Regions from separate parts of the Homo sapiens genome. Here region 1 is linked to region 2. A link is a loop called in an ENCODE intact Hi-C map of the cell type or tissue named here. Cell type or tissue: endothelial cell of umbilical vein. All regions are shown on one strand.

Region 1 (8,000 bases), 75 kb before region 2:
TATCACCTTTAGGCTTCCCTTTTCCACTCTGCACCAGTATATGGCATCCTTGCGGTTTCCTTACCACACCAAGCAAGCTCCCCCTTTAGGGTCTTTGCATTGTATTTCCTTCTGCCTGGGACATTCTTCCTCCAGATATTCACATTGCTCCCTCCTTTACTTCATTCAAATCTCTGCTCAAATGTTACCTTCTCAAAGAAGCCTTTTATGACCATCCTTTCTAAAATAGTACTCTTCGGCCGCCCCCTTGCCCGTCATGTAACACACATTCGTGTGTAACCTGGCACTAAAACATAAGTAGATGACCTGCTTCTGGGTCAGGGTTTCATATGTAGCAGAGGGGATCCTTGCTGTGATCTATTGAAAGTCAGCCCTTGGTACAAGTGTTTGTAAAAATAATACTAATAATAGTTTAAAAAGTAAAACAAAAACAAAAAGAAAAAAACTAAAAAGAAAAAATAGAATAGTACTCTGTTACACTCTAGCCTCTTAATCTTTTTTCTCTATGTGTCACTGTTTGACATTATATATCTCTTTTTATTATCTGTCTCATCAACTAGAATTTAAGATGCGTAAAAAGAGAGACAGTGACTCTTTGGGGCACTGCTGTATCCCAACTACCTAGAACACTGTCTGGCCCTTAGTAGTCATATAATCAATATTTGCTGAATGAATGTATCTGTGTTTAGAATTGAAGACACTAAAGCTCAGGATGTTAATGGATGTTAAGCACATTGCCCATGATTGTGTGGCTAATATGTGTATATCAAAAGCTGGAATCTACTTTTTAAAAATTATTTGAGTAATGTCAGACATGTCATAATTTATTTCATCTCTTTACCTGACCAATTTTTCCGAGTTAATATATCGTAGATTTTTGAATGCAAATAATTGTTCTTCATCAATGGTTCATACTTGTTGGATATCTACTATGTACTATATACTGTGCTTCCATTTCTTCTAGATTTTCAATTGTATATCTAGAAAACCCCATTGTCTCAGCCCAAAATCTCAAAATAATAACAGCTATTTATGACAAACCCATAGCAAATATCATACTGAATGGGCAGAAGCTGGAAACATTCCCTTTGAAAACCAGCACAAGACAAGGATGCCCTCTCTCACCACTCCTATTCAACATAGTATTGGAAGTTCTGGCCAGGGCAGTCAGGCAAGAGAAAGAAATAAAGCGTATTCAAATAGGAAGACAGGAAGTCAAATTGTCCCTGTTTGCAGATGACATGATTGCATATTTAGAAAACCCCATCATCTCAGTCCAAAATCTCCTTAAGCTGATAAGCAACTTCAGCAAAGTCTCAGGATACAAAATCAATGTACAAAAATCACAAGCATTCTTATACACGAATAACAGACAAATAGAGAGCAGTGGTTTGTAGTTCTCCTTGAAGAGGTCCTTCACATCCCTTGTAAGTTGGATTCCTAGGTCTTTTATTCTCAATTCTTTGTCCCATGGTCTAGTGAGAAGATAAATAAGTAAATGTTGATGATACGTATTCCAAATTTTAAGCTTATTGTACATTGGAAACACATAAAAATAACCCAGTAATGTGGGTTACAGAAGGCTGCTTGGAGTGATTAATTTTCAAACAGGAACATGAAGGGCTAAAAAAGAAATTATCCAAGTGAAGAAAGGCAAGCAGAAGAAAGGGTATATGCAAAAATCCCAGGGTCAAGAGAGGGTGGAGAGAATTGCAAAGCTTTAAGCTTTCTGAGTGACTTAATGGAGAAGGGTGAGAAATTATTTTGGGCTGGTAAGCAGGGACCAGATAAGGAAGGAGTTCCCAAGCATTGTCATGTACCATGCATGCTATCCTAGGGTGAAGGGAAGCCATTCACTAGGAAGTGGGGCAATAGCATTAGCAGATTTGAAGTTTCAAAGGGCCACTGTCTGCAGTGTGGGACTGGAGTTGAGAAAAGGGAGCTAGAAGGCAGGAGGATAGATCTGTAGTAATCTAAATCACTGTAGACATGGGCAGAATATTCAAGAGATGTTTAGAAGCTAATAATTGACATGAATTGTAAATAATTAAATTTGGAATTTAAGGGAGGTGGAATTCAAAGATGAGTAATATCATATGGTAGAGGGTTAATAAATATGTGTTAAATGAACGAATGAAGAAAGAAAGATTCCTGACCAAGGCACTGGGTGATTGGTGGTGCAATTACTGAAACTTTTCAGTTAAAGAACCATAGAAAATTTTAATTTCCAAGGAGCAGGAAAGAGAAATTTCATTTTCAAGACATGATTACACTTTTTGATGGTGTAGAGCTAATAAATAAATCTGAGAAAACTACAGAACAGAATGAAAAATAGAGAAAACTGAATTCAACTTCTTTGCCAAACCACTGGAGCATTATGTAATTAAGCTTTCTAATTACACTCAGTTCAGATCATAATTAAAATTTGCATTACTAGCTTTCAAAGGTTCCTCTGGTCACCTAATGCTATGATGTCTCTAAGCAACATTAGTGCTTTCCATTTATAACACATTATAATTCCATGCTTTTCGCATTGCAAGTACTTAAGAAAGTTTTGTTGAATTACCTGGTATGATATTTGTTGAACATTTGGAACTAGTTTCTCTTGAATAAAGCAGTAGATGAAAATCTTTCATTGCAAACTGAGTGACTTGCTCAAGGTCACTCATCTTACTAGTGCCAGAGTCAATGGTGCTTCAGTGCTCTTTCCATTGTTCCTTTCAGAAAACCTGTGACGCATTATGAGGCTCAGAGATTCTCCCTGCTCACTTTAGTCTACGGACTGCATTTGATTATGAGACACAAATCTTGTGTCCACTTTGATTACAATTCACAAATTTCTTTGTCCTGTTCTTTAAAATCATAGTATATGATATATCTGTCCAGAAATCATTGTATTCTACCAAGAACTAGATGCCATTAAAGATTGAGAGAAAATCACCTACTTTCTCTAGAATGTTTTCTTTTGCGTCTATACAAATGAAACATAACTAGGCAAATGACAAGACTTGCTTCTCTACTGTATAAGTGGTTAGAGCAGAGGTCTTAATCTTTGCTGCATGTTAGAATCATTTGGGAAGTTTAAAAATATCCTGACACCAAGGCCTCACCCCAGAACAATTAAATCAGAATCTCTGAGGTGGGATCTAGGCAGCAGTATTTTTAAAACTCCCAGATGATTTCAATGTGCAGCCGTAGCTGAACCATAAACTAGAGCAATTTAATTGAAAATGATAAATATGCACACAAAGCACCTCTTAATGTTTTCATTTTTTCTTGCCACAAGGTGGCAGCATCACAATATATTGCACATTCTCGCCCCTCTGAGTGGACGTGGAAATTTGTATCTAGAATCCTGATTAACAGCATTTCAAGAGCCCCGTCAGCTAGAGATAAAGTCGCCTTTTTCCCTGCTGTTCTCTGTTGCTTTGTTTGCCTAATAAAACGTTAAAATATATTTCAATAGGTTGAATTAGTAGGAACTATAAGCCTGGGGTGGAAAAATGCAAAGAACACAGACATTGTATTCAGTTAGATTTGGGTTTAAATATGGCCTCTGCTACTAACTCATAGATTTTTAAATCTTTGTGTGCCTCAGTTGCATACTTGGAATAGGAGGTTTGTCACAAAGACTAAATGAGATAATATATGAAAATCCACTTTCTACGAATGGTAGTAGAATGATGAAGATGTTGAGAAGAAAACATGATAATGCTGTGATGGAGTCATTTACACAAGATCCAGGAAAACCCAGGACACTGTACTCTTTTATTTATAGCCTTTGTTTTCTGCATGTGGGTCTCTTCCTTCTCTGTGTGTGTCCTATGTTTCAGTTTCCAGTGGCAATTACTTCTTACAAATAAACATGTTCTAGTCTCTTTCATTTCAAAGAACAAAGAATCAAAGCAAACCTTTATTTTTAACTACACTTCTACCTTTAGCAATGGAAGTATGACTTATAGCTTTATAGCCAAGTCTCTATAAAACATTAGTCCTTGTTTACTCACAATTACTCCAGTTCACTTTTTAAACATTGACACTGCTTTCTCTAAATTCACCAGTGGCCTCTTAGGTGCCAAGTCCAAAAAAATGGGTATCTCATGTATTTGCCCATTTGAATAAGCTGACAACACCTTCCTTTCTGCACCCCTGCATGTTAATTTCTGTGGTGGCAGCACACCTGTTCTCCTGCAGCCTCCATTGCTCAATGTGGGTTGTTCTCTCTTCCCTTAGAATTGTGCATCTCAGAAATTTTTTCTTTATAGCCCTTATTTCTTTTCTCTCTGGGAGTCTTATCTTCCACCACAGCCTTAATTTTAATTATCATAAATGGCTCAATTCTACACATCGTCCCATAGAGCTGGCCTGAGTTCCAGATGTATAAATCTAACAGTCACTGGAATTGAAATTGGCATTGCAAAATCAACATATTAAATATTAAACTGGCCATATCTCCTCTCTACACCAAATCTATGCTTCCTCCTTCCAATTCATGGCACTACTTTCTATCCAGGTTTTCATCTGGATAATGAGATACCTTGGAGTCTTTTCTTTCTATTCCCTCAGCCCCCTTCACATCCAAGGTGACTGGAAAATTTAATCAATTTGCATTCAAGGTAATTATTAATAGGTAAGGACTTAATACTGCCATTTAGCTCATTGTTTTCTGGTTGTTTTGTAGGTTCTTTGTTCATTTCTTCCCCTCTTTTTTTGTCTTTTTTTTCTGATAAAATAATTTTCTCTGGTGGTATGCTTTGATTCCCTACTTTGTATCTTTTTTGTCTCTACCATAAATTTTTACTTTGTGGTTACCATGAGAATTACAAAAACATCTTATAGTTATAACAAGCTACTTTAAGCTGATAACAACTTTTTGCTTGCATTTTTAAAAAACTATACTTTTACTCCACCATTCCTCCCACATTTAAAATTTTTGATGTCACAATTAACATATTTTTATATTGTGTATCCCTTAACACTTTTTTTTAAAATTTTACTTTAAGTTCTGGGATACATGTGCAGAACGTGCAGGTTTGTTACATAGGTAAATATGTGCCATGGTGGTTTGCTGCACCTATCAACCCAGCTTCTAGGTTTTAAGCCCAGCATGCATTAGGTATGGTCCTAATGCTCTCCCTTCCCTTGCCCCCAACCCTCTGACAGGTCCTGGTGTGTGATGTTCTCCTCCCTGTGTCCATGTGTTCTCATTGTTCAACTCTCACTTATGAGTGAGAACACGCAGTGTTTGGTTTTTTGTTCCTGTGCTAGTTGTTAGTTTGCTGAGGATGATGGCTTCTAGCTTCATCCATATCCCTGCAAAGGACATGAACTCATTCTTTTTTATTGCTGCATAGTATTCCAAGGTGTATATGTGCCACATTTTCTTTATCCAGTCTATCATTGATGGGCATTTGGGTTGGTTCCAAGTATTTGCTATTGTATATAGTGCTGCAATAAACATATGTGTGCATGTGTCTTTAGAACAGAATAATTTAGAATCCTTCGGATATATACCCAGTAATGGGATTGCCGGGTCAAATGGTATTTCTGGTTCTAGATCTTTGAGGAATCACTACATTGTCTTCCACAATTGCTGAACTAATTTACACTCCCAGCAACAGTGTAAAAGCGTTCCTGTTTCTCCACAGCCTCGCCAGCATCTGTTGTTTCCTTTTTAATAATCACCATTGTAACTGGCATGAGATGGTATCTCACTGTGGTTTTGATTTGCACTTCTCCAATGACCAGTGATGATGAGCTTTTTTTCACATGTTTGTTGGCCACATAAATGTCTTCTTTTGAGAAGTGTCTGTTCATGTCCTTCGCCCACTTTTTGATGGGGTTGTTTGTTTTTTTCTTGTAAATTTGGTAGATTCTGGATATTAGACCTTTGTCAAATGAGTAGATTGCAAAAATTTTCTCCCTTTCTGTAGGTTGCCTGTTCAGTCTGATGATAGTTTCTTTTGCTGTGCAGAAGCTCTTTAGTTTAATTAGATCCCAATTGTCAATTTTTCTTTTGTTGCAATTGCTTTTGGTGTTTTAGTAATGAGGTCTTTGCCCATGCCTATGTCCTGAATGGTATTGCCTAGGTTTTCTTCTAGGGTTTTTATGGTTTTGGGTTTTACATTTAAGTCTTTAATCGATCTTGAGTTAATTTTTGTATAAGGTGTAAGGAACGAGTCTGGTTTCAGTTTTCTGCATATGGCTAGGCAGTTTTCCCAGCATCATTTATTAAATAGGGAATCTTTTCCCCATTGCTTGTTTTTGTCAGGTTTGTCGAAGATCAGGTGGTTGTAGATGCCTTAACACATTATTGTAGCTATTGTTATTCTTAGTAGTTTTTTTCTTTTCACCTTCATGGTAAAGATATAGGTGAATTACATACCACCATTACAGTATTAGGGTGTTGTGAGTTTGACTGTGTACTTATCTTTGTAAGTGAGTTTTACACTTTCACATGTTTTTGTGTCACTAATTAGAATGCTTTTCTTTTAGCCTGAAGAACTCTCTTAAGCATCTTCTTGTGAGACAGGTCTGGTGGTGAACTCCCTCAACTTTTGTTGTGGAAAGACTTTATCTCTCCTTTTCTGAAGGACAACTTTGTGGGGTACAGTATTCCTAATTGATAGTTTTTTTATTTTATTTTAACATTTTGATTATGTTGTCCCATACACTCCTGGCCTGTAAGGTTTCTGCCGAAAAATCTGCTAGCTTGATAGGAACATTCCCTTAAATGTTATTTGCTTCTTTTCTCTTGGTGCCTTTAGGATCCTTTCTTTGTCTTTGATTTTTGTTGATTTCATTATGATATATCTTGGTGTAATCTTGTTTGAATTGAATCTGATTAGAGAACTTTAACTTTCCTCTACGTGAATATGTCTTTCCCAAGATATGAAAACATTTCTGTTATTATTTCCTTAAACATACTTCCTACCCCTTTGTCTTTCTCTTCTTGAACTAAAAAATGTGCTCTTTTGATGCTCTCCCATAAATCACATAAACTTTCTCTATTTGTTTTCATTTTTTCTCTTCTGACCATATATTTTTAAATAACTTGTCTTCAAGGCTACAAATTCTTTCTTCTCCTTCATCAATCCTACTATTGCATTTTTCATTCATTCATTATATTCGGCAATAGGATTTCTCTTTGTCTTTGAAAAATAATTTCAATCTCTCTATTAAATTTGTTTTATTTATTGTTTTCTTGATTTTATGAAATTGTTTCCCTGTAATTTTTTTGAAGTTTGTTGAGCTTCCTTAAAACAATTATTTTGACTTTTTTGTCTCTTAGTTTATATATTTCCACTTCTCTTGACTCAGCCACTGGGAGATTTTTGTATTTTTTTGGTGGTTTATGTCACCTCAGCTTTTCATGTTTCTTATTTCCTTACACTGATGTCTGTGCATCTGAAGAAGTAAGGGCTTATTCCAGTCTTTGCAGACTGGCTTTGTCTGGGAAAACTCTTTATCAGTCAGCCTTTCCATAGAACCTGTGCATGCCATTTGGTGTCGTCTAAGGGTAGGCCTGCTGTTGGAGTCCTCAGGTAGGTTGGCTGGGCTTGGTGTCTGGGTGCCTGGGTCAGCAGGTGGGTGGGTCTATAGGGTTGGGCCTAAGTCTAGATCCACAAGTGTGGACCTATTGATTGAGTCCCCATGGATAGGCCTGAAACCTGGGTACACAAGGGCAGACCTGACGCCTATGTCTGCAAATATTTGCCTACATCTGTAGAGGCTGGCCTTATCCTTGGGTCCACAGGGGGCTACTTGGCTCTGGGATTGGCTTTGAGTCTGAGTCTGCAGGAAATAGTCAGTTACTGGGATGGATCTGATGTCCAGGATTATAGGGGACAGCCCAGTGCTGGAGAAGTTCCAGAGGCTGGGCTGCTAAGGTAGACCTGGCAGTAGAGTGGCCCAGAGACCAAGTCTGCTGTATAGACCTTGAGTCTAAGGCTATAAGCCCCTGATCAGTGCTGGGAAAGGTGTGGAAGCTCAGTCCACAA
Region 2 (8,000 bases):
TGGGGAAAAAGGAGAATTAAGAGAGGGTATGGGGTTTATTTTGAGGCAATAAAAATATTGTAAATATTCTAAAATTAGATTTTGGTGATAATCGAATATCTCAGAGTTGCACAACTCTGAGAATATACTAAAAAACACTGAATCATACATTTTAAATGGGCGATTGTATTGTATAAAAATTATACCTTAACAAAGCTGTTTAAAGAAATAGCAGTAGGTAGGATTTTGTATAGAAGCCACTATTTGAAGTGGTTTGGGTCCACACGATTAAAAGATTATGAGACACAGCAGTCACTTCTTTTGTGTGATGTGTGGCCTGACATAGCACTGCATTTATCATTTAGGGAAAGAAAGCGGCAAGTCGTGCTGATTTAATTTATTCAGCCATATTCTTTTTTTTTGATCAGAGAGGGGATCGGAAATGGTGCTTGAGCTGTATACGGAAAGTCTCAGTGTGTGTGAGGTCAATTCAAAGGATAGTGGAGAGTAACACCGGGATAGGGCAATGGAAATTTACAGATTTAAGACTAAGAACACAGAAAAAAATTCCAAACAAAAGCTTATTTGGAAATAAATGCATCAACTTACTGCTTCCTCTTCCTTGCTGAGCAGTTTGGCACATGACAAAAAATCTTCATACTTCGCATAAGGAATAACTGGTTCTGGAAGTTCTCGGAGGTACAGCTTAAGAAGTGATGCCACCGTGTGTACATCTGTGTTGCTGTGGAGACAGAAGTGTGAAGATATTCTTTGGAGTAAACTTCATACCATTCTATTTATTGTTTTTCAAGAGCCCAGGAGTCAGAATTCTATCCAAGTTGGCAATTGAATGAATCAACCCAGTTTTCAGAGAGCACTCATTTATGTGATGCCTATTAGATGCCACCACAGGTGGGGAGAAGAAGGCCTAGAAGGATCTATAGAATCCTCAGTGTGAGAGTGGAATGATGGCTACCAGAGGTTGGGAGGGATAAGTGTATGTGTCCGTGGGTGGGGTGGGAGTGGGGATAGTTAACGAATACAAAATATAGTAAGGTAGAATGTATAAGATCTAGTATTTGATAGCACAACAGGGTGACTACAGTCAACAATAATTTATTGCACATTTAAAAATAACTAAAACAGTATAATTGGAATGCTTATAACACAAAGAAATGACTGCTTGAGATGATGCATAGCCCACTTACCCTGATGTGATTATTACAGACTGTAGGCCTGTACCACAATATCTCACGTAACCCATAAATATATACACCGACTATGTACCCATAAAAATAAAAAAAATTAAAGAACCCTCAGTGTGATTTGAACATTCAAGCATTTTTCTTTATGTGTATTTGATGGTAAGCAAAGGTGTTAACTTAAGAAAACAATGAGAATATATTAGATCTTAAATAAAATATACTGTAATAAAATTTACAAAAAAATACCAAATCTATAGATGGGTATATGTGTGTATTCAATATCAAAATGAATTACTAAATTCTCGCTCATCTCTCAAAATGTTGGACTCATTTTTGAGAAGGTGTTGGTGTTTGCCTATAGATACTCGAAGCTTAGCGTGACATGCTATAAATTTTTAACAGAGCTCATTTTGAAAATAATTGATTCTAAGCATAATTGCTTGTCTAATATTCTAAGATGGCTGGGAATCCTTAGAATGTTCTAGAAAAGAAGAGAAATGCTATAAAAATAAACAATGAAAACTTAACGTCCTTTACATAACTTGAATAATTTATTTGTATCCTCTTCTGAGTGTGAGTGGCAAGATAACTTACTAAAATATTAATTTATATTTTGTCTTCTGTATCTTATATTTCCTGTTAATCCATGAAGATGGATGATAGTAAAGACAGCAAGAATAGAGTTTTAATTTGTGTGTGGGAAGTTGTTTTGTTTTTGTATTTCAGGGGAGAATAAGCAAAAGTCTGAAAGGAGAGTTGATTCCTGGAACCGGGAAGAGTAGTAGTGAACAACTCAGGGAATTCTTTACCTCACTCCCAAGCTGTGCTGCAGGAAATGACATGTCCCCAGAGAGGTGTGCTCTGAGAAGTTGGGAGGCAGGCACTGGGGTTTCCTGCCTCAGTGAATATTCTCTTATCCCAGCGGTGGCATGGAAGCAGAGCCAACTGTATGAAATTATATGAGCTGAGACAATGGGCTTCTCAGCTCTCAATTTTGGGCCCATGGGCTGATTCCATCAAATATTTACTGCACATCTACTCCTAATGGGTATTATAGAAACCCCTGGGCTAGGACCTCAGGGGTTTAAATAAAAGAGGCATTATTCTAGCCTGCTCACTACTTGTACCCTAGTCAAGGCTGCAGATACTAAGCTGATAATAAGACAAGTATGTGATTACAAAATAAGGTGAGTGGAAATAAGGAAAATTATTGCATACTATCTAATAACAAGACAGGGTTTGGAGGTCTTCTCTGAGAAAATGATGTTGGAGCCAAGATCCGAAGGGTGTGTAAGGACAGAAGGCATTTCTGATCAAAGCAAGGGAGAAAAACAGCCTCAAGTGGGAGGAAGCCTCCTGTCCTTGCAGAATTGACAAAGGCTAAGAAGGTCAGAGCCCAGAGTGGAAGTGGGTAAGGTCTGAGCTGTAGGCAGCAACCTCATGGACCATAGGACTTCACCTCCTTCAGGGTAAGGACTGAGGTTTTCCATTTTGACATTGGGGTCTCTCAGAGCAGGCATAGTGTCAACTGTTTTATAGATGTTAAAATGATGGAAGTTATCTGAAAGGGCTTGTTTTAACTAGCTAATTTTATTTTCTTGATAATTAAATAAATATATGTTTTTCTTTCTAAAATTCTGAACTGATAAACACTATAGAAGAGGTCATCTTAAAACCTTGTAAAGAAAATAAAAATCGTGTTCCCAGGTCATCTTCAAAACTGCAATCCTCATTAATTCCTAAAACTAAATTCCAAAAAATTGTTTGAAAAGACAGACCTAAAATAGTCTCAATGGTAAGACAAGGAAGACACTAGTATTTTTGTTTGTTTTCTGACAAACCACCGTATTTCATGTGCATCAAAGCCTTCTGTGTTTTTCTTGCTATATCTGCCCCATGAAGGGACAGTCATTAGTAGTAAAAAAACCACAGCTTGGGGAAGGATATGCATAGCAGTCAAATATTCCAGTAAAGTATTTCCTTTTGATTCCACTCTAACCCAATCTACCATCATGACTCAGATTTGTTTGCCTTCAGAGTCAATGACAATTAGCCATAGGTAGTACAGAAAGAAAAGAATATAAAAATAAAATATAAAATAAATAAGTATATATTTCAATATACAGAGTATGTTATGTATAATTTGCATGACTATATAAACAGAAGCTATCAAATATTTATGAATAAATACAATAAATAAATGAGACAATAATGATAAACAAGAAACACATTTAACAAGAAATCTGCTGTAAAGTTTCATTGATGATCTATTTATTACATTGACTATTCCCAAACACACTGTTTTTAAGGTAACTTGCTTAGCACTTTACTGTTTTGCTTTTAATGAAGTGAAGCATTTTATAAACTATGGTATTGAGAAACTTTGAACACTAGATGGCGAGATTGCAAAGTTAGACAATGGGATGGTGTAAAAATTGTGAAGGATGAAGGGCCGCAGAATCATTCTTCCTCTACCAGCAATTTTCTTAGCACCAAAGCTGCAGTAATGTTCCAAGAATAGAAATATTTGAGCCATGAATCAAGGTAAGAAAGGTGGAGTGGGATGATTATTTTATTCCTTCCCAGAAGTGATACATTATAAGAGCTTTCTAGCATTATAGTATATATGCACACAGCTAATTATATAGAAATGATGAAGAAAAAATGAACAATTATATATATATTTTTTGATTAACAAAGGTTATTAACTTTTTGCTTAAAGGCTAAGATTTAAAAATTTATGACTCTCTTTTTGGGGCTTTATTAAACTTAGGCTACTCAGTAGAGATAGAGAGTTCTGCATTTTTCTAGAGTTTTCATTTTTGCTTTGTCCTTTCTCACCGAAGAAAATAATCATTTCTGGATAGAATCTAATATATTTTTCCAGTTCTGATTCACCTCAAGAGGTTCTCAGTCACATGTCCTAATTGTCAGCAGGCTACCTATTGCAATGGGGAAGTCTGGCGTTTCTCTGAAAAATATCTTTGTATGTTCAGTCTATAAAATAGCAACCCTGTCAATCATACTCTCTAGCCTTCTATCTCCTATTGAAAATCCACTACTTTGCCAAATTAATATTTACTTCAATATGTTTAACCAATTAATTAGATATCAATAATATGTGTTAATTGCCCAATGTGCCTAAAAGAAAGTGCCATCTTTGTCTCAGAGAAATACATTTCAGTCTTCACCAAAGTGAAGTGAAGTGACTGCACTGTGGCAAAAGTCTATGTACAATGGAGAATAAAAATCCTTCACCTAATAACAACAACACATCTGCAAACATCAAGGCCTCACTGAAGGCCAATGAGTAGGTTATGCTATTAACCCCATTTAGGGTACTTTAACAGGAAACTGCACAGACAAAAATTCTTTTTGGCTAATCACTGAGATACGAGATGCTGTAGAGTCATGCTCTTTGGTATGTTAAATAAAATTGAAACTGGCCCAAGGAGTCCTCCCTACAAGCTCCTAACTGCAACCTAACTCAGTACCAAAAACAAAGTGAAAACCTAACTAGGAACAAATAGCTGAGTTTCAGCCAATCACAGGCAGCTGTTCAAACCATGTATGAGATGCATGCCATGTAATGGGGCTGTCTCTGTACCTCGCTTCTGTTTTCTGTAGGTAACTTCTTTTTCTCTGCCTGTAAATATAACCTGCACATGTGGTAGGGTGGAACATTCTGAACCATTTTGGCCCAAACTGCTGTTAGATTCTAGAATCACAAAAAAAGCCAATGAAGATCTACTAAACTAGATTTGTTGTAATTCTGTCTTTTAACAGGTAGAAGTTCAAAACTATTTGCTAACGTAAAGTCATTATACAGACTCAAGTCCCTTTCACTCAGCTGGTAGTAGAGTCTTTTCAGAAGGTAAGATACATAATCAAGCACATTATATCCAGTGGTAGGAAAAAGGCAGCACAAGATAGGCCCAAAGATCTGAGTGAAAGAGCTATCAGACCAGGAGGAGCTTTGTAGCATATGTCCCTTAACTGAGCAACATATAAGTTTGGTTCTTATATTGTACTTGGACTTTACGTCTGAATCGTGTTTCCTCCTGGTTATTGCTTTTTTACAAACTTAAAGGGAGAATTACATGAGGCTTCCTATGATTGACTTAATTTTATATTCTGATAGGTCTACTTTGATCATTCTGGGATCAATCATTCACTCAACAAGTAGTTCCTGAACACCTATGATGTGCACAGCCTCATGCTAAATGCTAGGTGAAAAATAAATGAACAACATTTATTCTTCGTTTGAGTTTATATTTCTAACTGATCACCAACACTTTTCCACACCATGCCTCATTTTCTTCTACTTCGTAACACTTTCTGTATATTCTAACTGCTGAGTTTCTGCTAGGTATGTGAACTGAAGAATGTTCTTTATATTTCCTGGAAATTATCTGTCCTACTTATCATCTAGGTGCAACATAGGCCTCTTATTAATCTGAACAAGGATAAAGGAGTGTGACAAGAATCCCTCCTTGCTCATTCTCTATCCCCATTCCTCCTTTCCTCATAAACATACTTACACACACTGATAAATCCAAATGCCACCATAATTACAAGTATAATATTACACAGACAAAACCTTGGAACATTTAAGCCTCAAAATTAGAAATGGGAATTTTTCACTCTGAATACTATGTAGAGAATACGGTATAATCCCTTGGTTTAACTGAATAGAATGAATTTTCAATGCACCCACACAGGAAGTTATTAAAGATATTGTGAACTTATCTGCAACAAGCACAATGAGATGACCTAAAACTCACTTAGAATTAAAAAAATAATAATAATGTCATATCCATCAGCCTCCAGGGAGAACGTACATGAGACTGAAAGCATTTGGCAGTACTTCCAACACCAATGCTACCACGAAATGGTCTTGCTTAAGCAGTCCTCTGCTTTGCCTGCTGAGTTCAGCAAGACACAGAAAAGCAATTCCAAAGACACTAAGCAGCTCCAGACTAAATTCAGCATCTCTTTAAAAAGTCTGGTTCTGTTCAAACTTATTTTTTTATGTATCTGTCAAAACAGATGCACTTTTCAGCAGTGAAACTAGAATCTGGTTAAACTGTCATGGCTTATTGCACAGTTACATAAATGTCACCACTGAATTATATACAAAACCAAAGGACTGTTTCACCTCCAGGCTAAGTGCTGGACTACATTGAACTAGTGCTTGTCCCAGTAGAATTATCCTGGTTTAAAGCTACTGATGGCAGAGAACTGCATGATCCTGCTATGGTCTGAATATCCCTCCTATCCTCTTCGTACATCAAAGCCCTAACTCCTAATGTAATGGTACTTGGAGATAGGGCTCTGGGAGGTAATTAGGGTTAGATGAATTCATGAGGGTGCGGCCCTGGCCTGATGGGATTAGGGCTTTTATAAAATGAGACACTAAAAAGCTTGCTCTTTCTCTCTCCCCTTGTCCAAGAATCCAGTCAGAGACAGTTATCTGCAAGCCAAAAAGACAGCCTTCACCAGAGCACAACCATATTAACACCCTGATCTTAGATTTCCAATTTCTGGAACTGTGAAATGAGAAGTTTCTGTTGTTTCAAGCTACCAGTCTACAGTATTTTATTATGACAGTTTGAATTGACTAAAACAACCCCCAAGTCTACTTTTGGTGAGCTTGTCTATAAAACTGTTGATGGAACTGTCAGAGTACCAGGTAATGAAATGTTATTGCAAAAGCAGAAACATGCTTTCAGTTAATGTGAATTTATGGAAACACTCTCAGATAAACCAATGTGATATAGAAAACAAGGATTCACAACCTTGGCTGCACACTGGAATTACCTGAAAACTTTTTCTAATAATTGCTGACTAGGTTTTATACATTCTGGTATAATTGATCTGGGTTAAAGCTTTGGCATTGATATTTTATTCTCACATGCAGCCAATATTGAGAAACACTGATACAGAACATGTATTTGGAGTGGAAAATTCCAAAGGAGGGAATTCCAAAGAAAGGAGGGAGTTCCAATGTGTAATGGTCACGAGTTTAAATCTGAACATTTCTAACATCCATGGGAGCCTACTAGTTACATATTTGTCTTTCCAGTATTCCCCAGTGGAAGACGTGGTGGAAAGAACGTTGGTGGGGACATAGTGCCTGATATGATTTGGCTCTGTGTCCCCACTCAAATCTCATCTTGTAGCTCTCATAATTCCCACGTGTTGTGGGAGGGACCCAGTGTGAGATGATCGAATCATGGGGGCTGGTCTTTCCTGTGCTGTTCTCATGATAGTGAATGGGACTCATGAGATCTGATGGTTTTAAAAATGGGGAGTCTGCCTGCCCAAGCTCTCTCTTTGCCTGCTGCCATCCATGTAAGATGTGACTTGCTCCTCCTTGCCTTCCACCATGATTGTGAGGCTTCCCCAGCCATGTGGAACTGTGAGTTCTCCATGAAACCTCTTTCTTTTGTGAATTGCGCAGTCTCCGGTATGTCTTTATCAGTAGCATGAAAACAGACTAATATAGTGCCCAGCTTTACCAAACTGTCACATTGATCTTTTCTTTCCTCCCTCTAGAATTTCTTCTGTGTATAGAGGCATGTGTGTAGAGACTCCTCCCTTTCAATGCTAGTTTATCATGTACAAAGAATATTTGACAGTTTAATATACATTCACTCCAACATCCCATATGTGCAAGCGCATGCATGTGAGTACACACACACACACACGTATACACAAATCACTCTCTTTACGTATATAAGATACTCAATAATAAACAAATAAAAATAAAATACCTTGTAGTATAGCTGTAAGATAGAGATTACTTTGAGCAAT

What was found. Peaks named below come from ENCODE experiments on the same cell type or tissue, not always from the same donor. Only the 100,000 strongest peaks of a DNase experiment are listed, where the experiment ranks them.
Region 1: a loop joins it to region 2, with 4 times the contacts of the local background. A loop is called at or near these places in 26 of 110 quality-filtered maps.

The regions. Positions count from the first base shown.
Region 1 is chr4:86,039,480-86,047,479 of GRCh38, reverse strand. All of the region lies in intron 11 of MAPK10 (mitogen-activated protein kinase 10), which reads left to right. Among named protein-coding and RNA genes, the nearest start is that of MAPK10-AS1, 76 kb to the left of the region's middle. In endothelial cell of umbilical vein, a CTCF peak has its summit at 3,266 (motif pointing right); a DNase peak (open chromatin) is centred at 3,309; H3K27me3 peaks cover 621 bases.
Region 2 is chr4:85,964,757-85,972,756 of GRCh38, reverse strand. It overlaps ARHGAP24 (Rho GTPase activating protein 24), which reads right to left. Exons shown (of 10, transcript NM_001025616.3): 6 at 589-721. Among named protein-coding and RNA genes, the nearest start is that of MAPK10-AS1, 150 kb to the left of the region's middle. In endothelial cell of umbilical vein, a CTCF peak has its summit at 3,584 (motif pointing right); DNase peaks (open chromatin) are centred at 3,136, 3,596 and 6,066; H3K27ac peaks cover 1,287 bases.